Regions from separate parts of the Homo sapiens genome. Here region 2 is linked to region 1. A link is a loop called in an ENCODE intact Hi-C map of the cell type or tissue named here. Cell type or tissue: heart left ventricle. All regions are shown on one strand.

Region 1 (8,000 bases):
CTCTGCAGGGCCTCCTCTCTGCTGAGAGCTGCAGATGTGGGGATGACCAGCTGCAGAGAGGAGCTACCCTCTCTGTTGAGAGCCGAGCACTTGTTGGGATGACCTGCCTACAAACCGCAGAGAGGAGCCTCCTCCCTGCTGAGAGCTGCAGAGACAATGGGAGGACCTGCTTGCAGAGAGGAGCCACCCACCTTCCTCTCAGCTGACAGCTGCACACTCAACAGGATGACCTGCCTACAAAGAGGAGCTACCCACTGTGGGTCTTCTCTGAGCTGCTCTAACACTAAACAAAGCTTCTCTTTGTCTTGCTCACCCTCCACTTGTCTGAATACTTCATTCTTCCTGGACGCAGGACAAGAGCTTGGTCAAGGGTGCCACCAGCCACAAAGGTTTCTGCCCAGAAAAGTGACATCCCAAAGATCCCAAAATACAAATAGATACTTCCTGTTTATCATCTATTTGGAAACCAGCTATACAGTTCATACTGGAAAGGTAATGCTTGGTTCTTTCCCTTCATTTACCAGTTTTCAGTATAATGAACTGGATGTCTGTCATTGTCTAAAGATACCAGCTTAAATAAAATAATTATGAGCTCATGGACTAACTATATTTCATTGGTTTCAATAAAATTTCAGTTATTTTCATATCGAAGCTCAAATTATCCCATCTTCAGCCAGTGGAAGCCTCTTCAGATAGACTCCTGAGACAGATTTTGAATTAGTTTACTTTCTACCTGGTGTTGTAAGATTCATTGTGTGCTTTTCTTCTGGAATCACTTGTTTCTCTAAGACGTTCTGGTTTCTTTTGGTGAGCAATGGCATTTCAAGACCACAATTTGAGTGCTAGAGACGCTCACTGTTATTGGGTTGATCATTATGTCTAGGCCTTTTTAGTGAACAGAGCTAGGAAAAATGAAGATAAAATAACTCATGACTTTATATTCATATTTCTAATTCAAATTCAGGACCATATAGCTTTTTAAAATTTTTTCCCTGTTACATATATATCTCCTTTCTTCCACCCTAAGAATTTGGTTTCTTAAGGACATAGGATGTGATTAAATTAATATATTCTAACATTACTGATTTTTTTCTGTATTATGCACACAGTAGTCTTAGAGTAATGTTAAAGACTACCAAAGAAATGATTACAGAAAATTATTATTGCATATGTTCTATTAATTCTCCCATTTTAACAATAAATGTACTATTTTACACTGTCATTTTAAATATATTACTCCATTTTCTTCTGGCTTAAAGCACTGCTGTGAAAGTCTGGTGATCTTTTAATTTTCTTTCTCTTTTAAGATCTTTTTTTTCTAGATCCCTAAAGATTTATTTTTTCATTAAGGTCCAGTCATTTAAATAAAATATCTTGGTGTTCGTTGTTGTGCGACAGTATTCTCTTCTACATGGTGTGTTCTTTTTGGTACCTACACTTTTTTTTAATTGAGAAAGTAATACTAGTATTTGTATTCTTCCTTTGCATTGGTTAAGAACTCTTATTATTGGTATATTGGCTCTTCTTTGCCTTTCTTCAAGGATTTTTTAAAAATCTATATTTCTAAAAAAATTAACCTGCTTTTCACTTGTTTTTCTCTTTTCTCTTTTCTCCTGCTGTTTCTTTGAAGACACTATCTGTTATGTTTCTCTTTGTGTTTTCTGGTTTGTTTTTTATTTTGGAAATGATTTTTTTTCTTTTATCTCTTACTCTCTCCTGAGTGTTGAATCTTTGGTTCTCAGTTTTGCTTATTCTTATGTGTGTTCTTTTATGTCTTACATGACTTTCTTAATGTCTTTAGCTTGTTTTGAAATCATAGTTTACAGTTTTGATCTGTTTTGTTTGCACATTTTCCTGAGTGCTTACATTGTCTATAGGGATTTATTCTGCTTATTTTTTTTCTTGTAATAACTTTGTATAGGATTTGATCTTGATACTTTTGGTCATTTTTATATGAAATTGGCTTTCATAAACTTGCAGAATGTGGTGGAAATATTTTCTTGACTTCACAGAGCTCCTGCTTTTGTTTTTATGTAGTGTTCAAAAGATGAGGACCTGCTTTTTGATATTTCTTGGATCTCTTACCTTCCTTGGCTTGGTGTGGACCTTTTCTTTCTTCTGTTCTATTCTGCTCAGGTTTGATTCTTCCCAGTTTCTTCTCAGTGTGGGGAGCTCAGGCTTGATTCTTCTCAGTTTCTTCTCAGTGTGGGGCTTATTATAGAAGAGAGCCCTGGTGGGTCAGTTTCAAAAGCTTAAAGCTCAGAGGGACTAAATTGTTCCAACCCTTTCAGAACTTCTTATCATGGGCTCTTTGTCTTATCTGGTATTAGAGATGCCAGAACCTCTGTCAGTTGTAGCATTTGTGTGTGTGTGTGTGTATATTTCCAAATGAGTCTGCTCTGCTTTCCAGTGAATACCCGTTAGCTATTTTGGTATGATTTTGGTCTTAAGTTCATCAGTTGCCACCTTGTTGCTTTCTTCTTTCTGCCAAGTAGTACAGTGTTGTGGGTGTTAGTGATTTTTCTCTACCCACTTGCATTTTGGGGTTTGAGGGGATACCTTGTCACATAGTTTTGTTGTAAGTACAGTTGACCCTTGAACAACATGAATTTGAACTGTGTGAATCCACTTATGTGCAGATTTTCTTCTGCCTCTGCCACCCCTGAGATAGCAAGACCAATCCCTCCTCCTCGTCAGCCTACTCTTTGTGAAGATGAAGAAGAATGGAGACTTTCATGATGATCCACTTCCACTTAATGAATAATAAATACATTATCTCTTCCTTAACATTTTCTTAAACATTTTCTGTGGCTTAATTATAAGAATACATCAGGGACAGGTAGGTGACAGTGAAAAAATTATGTAATACATATGACATAAAAAAATCTGTTAATCACCTGTTCATAGTATTGGTGAGGCTTGTGGTCAACAGTAAGGTATTAATAGTCAGATTTTGGAGAGTCAGAAGTTATATGTGGTGTTTTGATTGCATAGGGGTTGGCATCCCTAACCCCCATGTTGTTGAAGAGTCAACTATTGTGCGTGGGATTTTGGTTTTCCTGTCTTGTTTCTCTGTATGTTTTTATGGGAATTTGAAGAGTATCAGAATGTATGCAGCCACTACCATCTTCTCAGAACCCTTACCATTAGTTTTTATGTCACTTCTATGGTCTCCTCCCATTCCATCTCTTTTCTTCCGCCTTCAGAAGTAACCATTATCTTCAACTTCATGATGCCCAGAGAAATAACTAGAAGCAATAAAAATGCTCATCCACAGAAGAAAAAATATGGATATTAATATAATGGCATTATCTAATAGAGTTTAAGAATCACTTTCCTAAAATAAATCTTTAAGCATATAACAAGAGAAAATGTTGCTTATGTACAGATATGTGCAAGAATGTTTTTAAAACACTATTTATAATAGGGAAAACTGGGAACAACTCTCTGTCAGCAGAGAAATGATGGATAAATTATGGCATATTAATTCTGTTACGGTAAATACTGGTGAAAATTAGTAATTATAACCACACACAATAAGAATAAATCTCAGGAATAGAGCTTAAACAGAAAAATACATATGATTCTATTTATAAAACCTTTAACAACTATATTGTTTATGGATATAAACATATGCTAAAACTACATAAAAAAGCTAAGATTTGTATTCAACATTATGTTACTAAGATTCATCTGTTTGTTTGTATGTAGCTGTAGAACATAACTTCCCCCTGCTGTATAGTCCATTATATTAATATCTATATTTTATTCTTTTGTTGATGGCAGTTTTCTTGGTTCTAGGTGTTTAGTTAGGCATTACAAAACAACAATAATAGCAATTACATAGCATTTACTGTGTCCCAGTTTTCTAAGTGTTTTGCTTATGTTATCTCACTTAAACCTGACAAGAACCCTGAGACGTAGGTATTATTTTATTCAATTACGTGTTAAAAAGCATGTAATTGAGGCATGGAGAGGTTAATAACTTGCCTAAGGTGTCACAGTTACTGAGTAGTTGAAGCTGGGATTCCAACCTGGCGCAGCTAGTCCTTTAATCTGTACTTACACAGTATATTGGTTTGTACTCTGGAAACAGGAATGTTACCTTTGTCTTCAGAGATCCTTAAATATAAAAAAATTATGGCTTAAAGACATAGTGTATTTTACTATTTTCTTTTTCAAAGTTTTCATATTTAGAACAAATTTGTAATCTTTGCTTCATTTGAGGTTTTTTTTTTTTTTTAGATGGGGTCTTGCTCTTGTTGCCTAGGCTGGAGTGCAATGGCACGATCTCAGCTCACTGCAACCTCCGCCTCCTGGGTTCAAGTGATTCTCCTGCCTCAGCCTCCCAAGTAGCTGGGATTATAGGCGCCCGCCACCATGCTGGCTAATTTTTGTGTTTTTTAGTAGAGATGGGGTTTCTCCATGTTTTGTCAGGCTAATCTTGAAGTCTTCACCTCGTGATCCTCCCGCCTTGGCCTCCCAAAGTGCTGGGATTACAGGCATGAGCCACCGTGCCCTGCCCATTTGATTTTAATTTGAGAGATAAAATGATGTTAGAAATGTTTTTAAACAAGCAAGCAAGGTAATCTTTAGTACAGTAGCTCATAGTGTATACATCTGGAAATTAGCACCATCTACTGGCAAAGAGAAACAATAACTTGGTATGTCATAGTATTGTGTACACTTTCATAGGTTTTATTTGTTTTGAAAAGCTGTTCCCGGGGGAAATAAATATTTTATAATTTTTTAGTATGTTTATTTTTGTTTCCTATATATTTTTCTTAAAATTCCAAGTATCAATTACTTATATATGGCACATTTGTGTAACCGAGACTACATTTAGATGAGGAAAAATACAACAAAAGGTATCATTTTATAGTTGTCATTCTGTCTGTATTTTTCAAAGCATGTACAAAAAATTTTCAATTTGTTGGAGTGATAAGAGCAAGAACAAAGCTGTCATACTGGACTAACATGAACTGTATTTAGTTTATCATTGTGTTTTGTCTTAGTTAAGTGATACTGTCTTCGATAGAGGAGTGGAATTGATAGTAGAGTGAAAACAGAGTTCTCAATGACTAAGCCTGGGAAGCTTCTCTCTGCCTAACTTTTTGTATATACCTAAATTCTACTCTCACTTTTTCTTAAACTGGTTGAGATTTCATTTGTTTGTGGCCTAGGGTCTTGTTTGTATCCCGTTTGAGACGTTTATTCTTTCGTTATTTTTTCTCTCCATTAACTTAACCTATAGTTAAATGTATGAGAAGTCAGTTGTTTTCTCATTCCACTTCCTCTCTCATTTTGTGATATGTTTTCTTTAGGCACTTTACAAGTTAAAGTTACCTTGGATATGATAATTTTAGTTAAAGGTGAAATTATGTTTACAGAAGGGTTACAAGGTTATTACCTAATAAGTGTTGGTTGAGGGATTTATTAAAAGAATTTTAAAGGCTAATTTGTTATAGAGCAGGAATGGTTGTTGAGTGTGCCATTGGTCTGATATGTTTACTTGTAAGTCTACTGAGCACAATAAACAATTGTTCTTTTGCCCTGTGGCTACTTAACTCTCAAATGAAAACAGTTTTTTTGTTTAAAATGTTAACTTATTGTAGGTGTGCTTTAGAAAGATCTGATTAAATAGAAGAGTTGCAATAATTGCAAATTTTTTAATGTCTTATACTATAATGTCACATAGTTGAATACCGAAGTCCAAGATTGCTATTGTAATAGTATAGGTTTTTAACTCACGTTAAAGTTAGGCTTAGTGTAAGGAATGAAAATGGGTCATTTATAACATTCTTTTGGTTGTTTTTCTGAATATTTTACTTTTGGGTGCTCATTACTGCTAAGGTGAAAACAAATCCCCCTTTCTTAATGTAATCTATAATAGATATAAAAATACATTTAAAAATTAAGTGTGTATACTTTTCCCCCATTACCTAACCAACTTCTTAGAAATTAGTTCTATATTCAAAGAGAGAACTATACAGACTTTCAAATTTTCTATGAATGTGTAAAAATTTTAAATCATACTAGTTGTTTTTAAAAATCTTATAGAACATGTACAATTTTAAAGCCATACAAATGGTCTTCAGAAATCTTTTTACTACTCTCAGATAGTTTATTCTTTTTTCTCAAACTCTTTAATTATCAACTAATGCTTTGATTTGCTGTATTTTGGATTTTGAATCCAGATTGACTGCTAATAAATGATTTAATTCAGGGCTACTTTTCATCATGCTGAGTTTTAGGTTAGAGGGTAACAAGATGAATGATTTCTGTCATCTAAGAACTATTGTAGTTCATTATGAGCATTATAGCCTTTATTTTATATTATAAAGAATAATGTATAAAGAGCTATTTTTAGGCATAGGAACCAATTGGTTTAGTTTTACAGAGCCATCAGAATGTAGTCTGAGCTGAGATGTTAAAATAAAATAAGAATCCCAAAGTCAATGACTATGGTAATATTTGAGTGGCACCTTGAAGAGTAGGAAGGAATTGGTAAGTGGAGATGAAGAAGAAAGGGTGCTTTAGGCTAAACAGACTATTGTATCTTTTTATTTAGTCGCTGAAGCAGTATTTTGGCAAACATTTCATATTTCATGAACATTGAAGAATTCTGACTTTATAAATCGTGAATTGCAATAAGATTAATAGCTTCTTTTAAAAGAGATATGATATTCTTTCATGCCATGTCTTTTATTTACCCCGTTAGAAAGAAGATATGTTCTACTTTAAGCACAAAATTGTCAGCCAGAGTATTTGGAGAATGGAGAGAAAAAAGCAGTATGTTTTCCAATAGATCTTACTGCTAGTATTCGAATAGATGCTTAGAACAAATGAAGTTTAAAAAAATAATTTACCATAGATGGGATGAATTATTTTTAATCACAGTTTAATTTGGTTAAAACTTAAGCTTAGTGAACTAAATTAAAGAACAGCTTCATATTCTTTCAGCTGTATAGAAATGTGTTTTTCCTTAATACAAATCTGCCTCCTTGTGAGCCGTCATGTACCTTTGTATAGATTGTAGTTTATGTCCTGCACAGTGGGGCACAGGTGAATATGTTATTTGAGATTGAAATGTAGCCCTTGCTTTTACCAAAGGACCCTTTCTCTAATTCATTTTCCCAGAGGACAAAGACACTGTGTAGGAGTTCCTACCCCTGGAAATGATTATACATTTGTTTTGTTACTGGATTCAGCACTTAGCTTCTAGAACAATATAGGCACAAATTAAGAGCTCACTAAATATTTCATATATCTATAAAGTATTCAGAAGTCCACAGTTTACATTCTTCTCTGATCATGACTTTTTGGCAGATGACATATGTTTCATGTGATTTAAAAAATTGCCTCCCTACCCAAGTTGTGCTTTTATTGAAATCAAGTTAAATGTTTATATGGAAAATTCCATTTGTTGTGTTTTGCCAAATTGTTGTTGCTGTTAGGTTAGATTTTAATTTCTGTTCTTCTGATTCCATTAATATATTAAAATGTTTACATTTCATTTTCAGGTATATTACATTTTTTTGCCCGCATGACCTAGTTTCCCAGGGCTATTCATATCTACCTGTTCAACTACTGGCTTCGGGAATGAAGGAAGTGACCAGAACTTGGAAAATAGTAGGTGGAGTCACACATGCTAATAGCTATTACAAAAATGGCTGGATAGTCATGATAGCTATTGGATGGGCCCGAGGTAATATTGACAATATGTGTTCATAAATATTCTGTTGTTGGTGTATTATTAATACCATTACTGAACAATTCTCTAGTTACATTAATGGATCACATACTTTAATAACAGAGACTTTTTGGAAGGTAAAAACCTTGTTTCTGTTGGCTGGTAAAGTTAATTCAAAACTAGTACTAGTCCTAAGCCATTATTTTGAGCCTGAGTGTCTTATGATAGAAAATTTTTATGATTGGTTTGATTAAGATCCCCAGAACCAGAAAGATTTATAGTTAATTAAGGTATAGTGCCTCTGTAA
Region 2 (8,000 bases), 270 kb before region 1:
AAGTTAGCTTCATCTTCCATACAATAGCCCTAAAGAAATTTGAAGGCAATGATCATATCCACTCTGAGTTTTTCCTTTCAGGCTAAATACTCACAGTTGCTTTAGTTGTGTCTCTTCTCACATGGTTTCACTAGTCAGGTTTGTGTCCACTGACTGCTTACCACTTGGCTTAGAGCTCTTCAAGTAGAGAGCGCCAGCCCACATCAGGGCAGAACCATTCTTTCCGTCTGTATTAGTCTGTTCTCATGCCGTTGATAAAGACATACTCGAGACTGGGTAATTTATAACGAAAAAGAGGTTTAATGGACTCACAGTTCCATGTGGCTGCAGAGGCCTCACAATCATGGCCGAAGGCGAAAGGCACATCCTACATTGGCAGCAGATGAAAGACAGCTTTCATCTGCAGGGAAACTCATTTTCATAAAACCATCAGCTCTCGTGAGGCTTATTCACTATCATGAGAACAACACAGAAAAGAACTGCCCCCATGATTCAATTACCTCCCACCAGATTCCTCCCACAACACATGGGAATTGTGGGAGCTGCAGTTCAAGATGAGATTTGGGTGGGGATGCAGCCAAACCATATCACCCTCCTGGGCAGACTCTGTCTATAATGAGTGCCCAGGATCAGAAATTTTTGCTTTGACTTCCAAGGGGTTGCAGGGATTTTGGGTGACTTTGGATTTTACTCAGAAAAGGGCAGGAAAAACAAGACCGGGCATGGTGGCTCATGCCTATATTCCCAGCACTTTGGGAGGCCAAGGTGGGAGGACTGCTTGAGGCCAGGAGTTCAAGACCATCCTGACCAACACAGCAAGACCATGTCTCTGTTAAAAAAAAATCAGAATTAGGTTTCTATGGTTGGGAAGAGATAGCTAATATTTTTTGAATGCTCACTACATGCCAGACACTGTGCTCAAAATTTAATATGAATTATATGATTTACCACTCAACAACCCTTATAGGTGCTACTTTTATGATCTCTATTTCACAGCTAAAGAAACTGAGGCTTAGAGAGCCTTGGAGTCTTCCCAGGCTGGGTGGCAAATGCTAAGACTCAGGCCAGATATAGTAGCAGGGAGCAACGGGCAAAGATTTTGGGCTTCAACAAAGGGCAGCATTTGACTAGTGATTATACTCCAGAAAAAACAGGTATAACAGGGAAAGGGGGAGTTGTGGTGAGAATAGGTCTTTTAAGGCCCCAAAGATCCAGAAGGAAAAAGAGCTGTGCAAGGGTAAAACAGAAGGACATTATGAGTAAGAGAGTAATTATTAGTAACAGCTACTACTTGTTAAATAATACTAGCCAGCATTTGACCTACATAATCCCCTTTAATCCTCACAGCAACCCTAAAAGGGAATTACTACTATTCTGATCGGTATGTTACAGACGAGGAAATTGAGGTTTAGCAAGGTAAGTGACTCACTGAAGGCTACGTTGCTGGTAAGCAGCAGCATCTGGATTTAAATTCACACTGCTGACTCCATGCTGATGGCCCTATACTGACTCCCAAAGGGATAGACTGCTGGCAACACTGAAAGGAAGGAAATTTCTCTCCTAAGAGATGGGGGAATTTCAGAATATACGAGGTAGCCCAGGGCTGCAGGCAATACCTGGCACCACTCAGAGAGGATACAGAACCTGGTTCTGGGAGAGACAGTTTTGCCAGACTCTCTACATCAGCCTTTCTATGAGGCTATCCTAACTTGAGGTTTCCTCAGAAAGAGGTTCCTGGAGGCCCAGAGACCTCAAGAGGATAAATGTCTATGACTAGATAGGCTTTTTAAGAACCAGAAACCTAGGTTTTGAACTGATATTTTTATGCCTCTGTAGTCCTCTCCCCGACCCCTTTTTTTGTAAACAATTTGCTTTCTCGCAGTTCAATGGCTCTCAAGCTTAGAGTTCATCAGAATCACCTAGAGGAAATGCTAAAACACAGATTTTTGGATTCTACTCCAAGAGTTCCTGATTCAGTAGATCCAGGGATAAGGCTGGACAATTTGTACTTCATAGAAGTTATGAGGTGATGTGGATTCAGCTGGTCCAGGGATCACATTTAAGAAAAATGCTTTATTTTATTTGTAAAACTACTTTTGAAAATTTCTAAATGGATTTGGCTGTGAAAAAATAAGTACAGAAAAGGCAAAGGACTTGCCTATAGGCCAGAGGTACTGGGAGGGATTGGGTGGGAGACTTAGAGCCCAGCTCGGTACGTGGCTGTGATGGGAGAACTTGTACAAACTGGGGAAGACAGAAGTCACAGTCAGAAGGAACTAGCTGTTTCCCAGATGGGAACGAGGGGAAGCAAAAGGCCCAGGATGAGCTGGGCAGGAGAGCCAGACTGGCCAGAGACAGAGATCAGGTGAGGGCAGAAGCCAAATGGGGTAGAGATGTTGTCAAAAGCTGCAGTCTGCTGGCTGGGCTACAGGGAAAGAACTTGGGAAGCTGGAGGCAAGGAGCCAGGAGTGAGCTCCTGGGGTGTGGACTGTGACAGAGTCTGGTGATCACATTTCAGCTGCAACTCACTGTCCCCAAAAGCCTCTTTCTTCTTTCTCTGGTGGTGCCTGTCAGTCATAAAGTGCCTAGGAATTGCCCTCAGACAGTAATGAGGTTAAGTCCTTGCAGCAAGAGAAGTGGGGACATCGCCAAGCCCTGTCTCCTCTGCTTAGTCGTGGGTCCCATAGTGGCAAGCAGGGGCAGAGCCAGGAAGCACGCAGTCTGGTGAGTAGACTTTAGATGTTCTCCAATCGCCAGGCTATTTCTCCCTCATGGGAAACTGACTCAACTGCAGTACACAGTGTGAAGGAACGACCTTTGTGGCTGCAGCAGTGGGCTAATGGCTTGGCGCCTGGCTGCACTTGTTATTCCTCACGGAGTTGGGAAAGGTTGAATAAGAGGCTCTCTTCCCTTGGTACTAAGAGATGGGCATCTCTTTGAAGGACTGCATGCCACTACTCCTTTCAGCTGGCACACATAGGCCCACCCTGGACCCTGGCTCTCTAAGCACTACCCACCCAGCCTTAGCCAAGCTCTTCTTTTCCCTTTTGTAACTTTCATTTCATTTCTTGTACATCTCTGTCCAGTTAAAAAAGGATGTATTAAGTGCATACTATGTGGCAGACTCTGAGCTGGGGATACAGATATGGGGTAAAAGAAATTCAGCCCTCAAAAAAAAAATCACAGTACAGTCAGGGGGATCCATGTGGAGATGTAATGACAACATTGTAGAATAAATGCTGTTTCTCAAACACAGAGCTCCTTCTCTCCACAAGGCCTTTGTATTTGTTGTTCCTACTTTCTAGAATGTTCTTCCCTAGATCCTTGTACAATTCCTCTTCTCACTTTATACTCAGGTCATTTCCAAGAGAGATCTTCCCTGACATTTCTATGAAAAATTAAACCCTCCCAATTCTCTGAATCCATTTGCCTTATTTATTTATTTAGGAGCTGGGGTCTCACCCTGTTGCCCAGGCTGGAGTGCAGTGGTGTGATCTAGGCTCACTGCAACCTCTGCCTCCAGGACTCAAGTGATCCTCCCGCTTCAGCCTCCTGATTGGCTCTGGCTACAGGCTTGCAGCACCACGTCTGGCTAATTTTTTTTTTTTTAATTTCTGTAGAGATGGGGTTTTGCCATGTTGCCCAGGCTGGTCTCGAACTCCTGGACTCAAGTGATCCACTCATTGGGCCTCCCAAAGTGTTGGGATTACAGGTGTGAGCCACCATGCCTGGCCTAAGTTTTAATTTTAGCACCTATAACCGTCTAGCACGTTAACTTTTTTTTTTTTTTTGGTTGGTCTTCTATACTAGATTGTAAGCTCTGTGAGAGAAACAGGGCCTTGCCCACTACTGAATTTTGTTTGTAGAACTGGTACAGAATAGGTACTCAATATGTATTTCCCTTTTATTCATTCATCATAAATGACTGTCTAATTGAACTTTTGTGAGCCTCTCCAGAGTCATCCAAATGGAAGATGAGGCCTGTCTGCTTGAGGAAGAACTTTCTCAAGCCTACTAAATTCCAAGCTTTCTAAAATCTTCATTGATGCCTCAGGCCACACCGAGCAGGTTCTAACTCCCCACTAAGAATGACTATAATGGGCCTGGCACATGCCCTGTAACCCACACCTGTAATCCTAGCAATTTGGGAGGCTGAGGTGGGCGGACTGCCTGAGCTTAGGAGTTCGAGACCATCCTAAGCAACATGGCTAGAACCAGTCTCCGCTAAAAGTACAAAAAATTAGCCAGGTGTGGTGGGGGCGCCTGTAATCCCAGCTACTCATGAGGCTGAGGCACGAGAATTCCTGGAACCCGGGAGGCAGAGGTTGCAGTGAGCCAAGATGGCACCACTGCACTCCAGCCTCGGTGACAGACCGAGACTCCATCTCCAAAAAAAAAAAAAAAAAAAAAAAAAGAGAATGACTATAATTTATTCACTACTAATTATGTACCATACGTTATTTAATCCTCACAATCCTCTGCAAAGTCCGCATTATTTCTCTCATTTTACAGATGAAACAAGCTCAGGCAGACTGACTTGCTCAAAATCATACAGGTAGCGAGGTGCCGGGGAGGATGGGTGGGTCCCCGGGAAAAACTGTGCCAGGCCCCAAAGCTCATATTAATCCCACACCCACGTTTCCGCCACTCTCATCCCTATATCCCTCCTCCCACGTTTCCACCACATCCCCTAAAGGTCTTTTCCCACGTTTTCGCTACATCCCCACCCCAGCCCTTTTCCTCCCTTTGGACCGCTGGGTCCGCTCAAGCCTGGCTGCCCCTCGAAGGATAGTGTGGGGAGGGGCTTCAGATGCGTGCTGGGTGGAGGGTGGGCTAATCCGTCTCCAGCACCAGATACTCTTTCCTTCCCGGGCCCTCCGCACCGGCCGGCTGCTGGATGCCCAGTGGCCTATTTCAGGGCCGGAGAGACCGCTATCGCTGGAGGAAAAAGGATGGGGGAAGGGAGTGCAGCCTGCAGAGGCACTAGCGGTAGACAGACGGGCGGCGCTCCCCACCCTCCACGGCTACTTCCCGGGAGCAGTCAGCCGCTGCGCGCAGGCGCGGTGCGCTCCTCAGCCCCTCCCTTCTGCGGGCCGCCCTTTCACCCTGGCAACCGCGGCGTGACTACGGCGCGCGCGGTCTGGGCGCGGACGGGTGGGGCCGGGCGGTGCCGGTGCGGGCTGGGGCAGTGCAGTGAGTAGCGGTCTTGGGGTGTGCGATCTCGCTGAGCCTCCTCACACGGTTCGTCGTCTCGGGTTCGAGCCCAGTGGGCTTAGCCACTCGCCATGGACTCCCAGAAAGTAAGCGGGGGAGGGGAGCCCGGGGCTACCGAGACAAGCCGGGCCGGCACAGGGTGGGCGGGGCGCCTGGGCCCGTGGGCTGTGGGTGCGCGGGGTGGGCCTGGCCGGGCGTCCGGGCTGCTGCTGCGGAGGGCAAGGCCGCCCGGCCGCTCTCTGGGCGGGAGCTAAGAGGCGCCCACACGGATGCGGGGACCGCGCCCGGTGACTCGGGCTGGCCTCTGCTCTGCGCGCTGTCCGGGGCCCTGACTCTGGAGGAGAAACGGAGCCATCCCCCTTTTAAAATCAGCCACTCTGCAGCGCTTTAGGCCGGTTTTCATGCCTGCAGACTGCGAGCGTGCTGGTGGGGGTGTATCCCTCCTCAGCAGGTGAGGAAACCGAGGCACAGCCTTTTTGGTGTCTCCCTGCTGACGCCGAAAGCTGGGGCTTTCTCCTCGACCAAGTCTCGTCTCAGCACCACGCTCTTTAGGTCAGGGACCGAATCTCCTTTGTACCGCCCACCGCTCCCCTTCCCATGACTTTTCCTAAGTAGATCTTAGTGTTTAGTGTTCGTTGAATGGAGGGAAAAGACTTCAATTGTTAGGGCAGCCTTCCCACTCTCTGACCAGTTGGTGTTGCTGGGCACAGTTACTTAGGGGTCGTTGTGGAATGTTTTATACTTTCCGAACAGTTGAGGAAAGGTTATATAATCGTAAAGGTTCAATTCAGAAGTATTTGGAGAACAAAGCCAATGTCTTGAATACAGTTAGAAGTGAATTATTCAGTCATAATCTCCATATGAAAATAACCACCCTGTTCTCTTTGTTAGACTATAACGTAATTGAAATATAGTACAGGGTAGGAAAGAAAAAACAAGGAGTATTAATAATGTAGCAGGGAAAACAAAGACATATCTAAGAGACTATTCTTTTCTATTATTAGAAAGCACGGGAAAGACTTAGAACAACGTTTTCTACAATTTTGTCTACATTCACCTTCTTGAGGATCACTTCACTGAGGGCATGAGAGAATAATGATGTGTTGAGCATTGACTATTACAGTATTTAACAAATATGCATATGATTTCATTGTATGTGTTGGTCTTGAAACTCACCTTGGAATGCATGACTATTCTTAAGGCATTTTTTAAAAATTAGATTTTGTGTATTTTGAGTATGTATAGGTTTAAAATATTGTCTCTGCCTAAATTTGTAAAACATCTCTCAGCTTATTAGATAAAAGAAATGATATTTGAATGGACATTAGCAGAGGTCAAGTGAAGGAGCAAAGTCCGGAGACATGGGTTCCAGGATGCTATTTACTAGCTCTGTGATAAGGAGCAAGTCACTTAACTGTGATTAATCTGTTTCCTCATCTATGCAGTAGAAGTAAGAGTATTTTATAGTGTCATAGTAAAAATCTGATAAAATAGTTTGTTCTGAAAACACAGCATTTTAAAGTTTACAAAGTATGACCACTAAAATACTGTGTCCCATAAAATACAAAAAAATGTGTTTTAATATTGATCATCATACTTTATCAGGGATGCATTATTCCTTACTTTAATGAGTTGTGACTCCTGGAAGGTCATGCTACTAGCCCTAAGGCTAAGATTTGAACCTATTTGTTCTCATTTCGAATGATGTGTTAGGGTACCTACAGGTTACCACGTGCAGTTTCCTGAGAGGTAGCAAAGAATTAGCTTCTCTTTCTTAGTAGTAGTAGTAATGTATCTTATTTGTGATATCTTTGAGAATCAACTTCTCAATATTAGAAAATATGTTGAATTTCATTGGTGGTACCAAATCTTTCTAATGAAAAAACAAACACCCTTTGGTTTATAGCTGTAAAAAGAATGTCCGGGATTAATGTGTATAACCAGTTCAGTGCTCTGAACCTGAGCTTCCTTTTCTCGTATGAATTCCTGCAGAATCACAAGCCTCAAATAGTAATGATCTAAGCTGGATATTGTTCTCTTTAAATAAGACAGTAGTACACCCCAGACATGATTTTTAGATACTATTTTCTGTTATGGAATGTACATTGAAAATAGTAGTAGGGGTAGTACCTCAGTCAGTAGAGTATAAGAAAAATAGGTACTGCAAAGTGTGAGGAAGGCCTGAATATATACCTGAATGTTTGTTAGGCATTGGGATTTGGGCTTTACATTAGTAAGAGGATGGCTCTGGAGCCAAGTCTCCAGTTCTACTATTTATAAGCTGTATGAGCTGGGATAGTTTGCTCTGTCTCCATTTCTTCATCTGTAAAACAGAGATAACAATAATTGTAATTCTCTCACAAGATTATTGTGAGGATTGTGTTCTTTTTTTTTTTTTTTTGAGACGGAGTTTTGCTCTTGTCGCCCAGGCTGGAGTGCAACGGTGCAATCTTGGCTTACTGCAACCTCCGCCTCCTGGGTTGAAGAGATTCTCCTGCCTCAGCCTCCTGAGTAGCTGGGATTACAGGCGCCTGCCACCACCCCTGGCTAATTTTTGTATTTTTAGTAGAGACGGGGTTTTACCATGATGGCCAGCTGGTCTCAAACTCCTGACCTCACTCAGGTGATCCGCCAGCCTTGGCCTCACAAAGCGCTGCGATTACAGGCTTGAGCCACTGTGCCCGGTCTTGCATTCATTTTTAAAACCCACTAAACAGTGCCTAGCATACAAAAATACTGTTAGCTACTGTTATTAATTTAATAATCCTAACTTCAAAGTAACTTTC

Evidence for each region. Hi-C counts contacts between places; a loop is a spot of excess contacts. Peaks named below come from ENCODE experiments on the same cell type or tissue, not always from the same donor. Only the 100,000 strongest peaks of a DNase experiment are listed, where the experiment ranks them.
Region 2: a loop joins it to region 1, with 3 times the contacts of the local background. A loop is called at or near these places in 3 of 110 quality-filtered maps.

The regions. Positions count from the first base shown.
Region 1 is chr9:105,714,014-105,722,013 of GRCh38, forward strand. TMEM38B (transmembrane protein 38B) reads left to right here. Exons shown (of 6, transcript NM_018112.3): 3 at 7,524-7,708. Among named protein-coding and RNA genes, the nearest start is that of TMEM38B, 23 kb to the left of the region's middle. RefSeq lists a silencer at 161-361. In heart left ventricle, a CTCF peak has its summit at 4,640 (motif pointing left); no DNase peak of the experiment used is centred here.
Region 2 is chr9:105,442,936-105,450,935 of GRCh38, forward strand. It overlaps FSD1L (fibronectin type III and SPRY domain containing 1 like), which reads left to right and starts at 5,099. Exons shown (of 14, transcript NM_001145313.3): 1 at 5,099-5,300. The coding sequence starts at 5,286. RefSeq lists a silencer at 4,980-5,589. In heart left ventricle, a CTCF peak has its summit at 4,999; a DNase peak (open chromatin) is centred at 5,056; H3K4me3 peaks cover 2,401 bases; H3K27ac peaks cover 2,514 bases.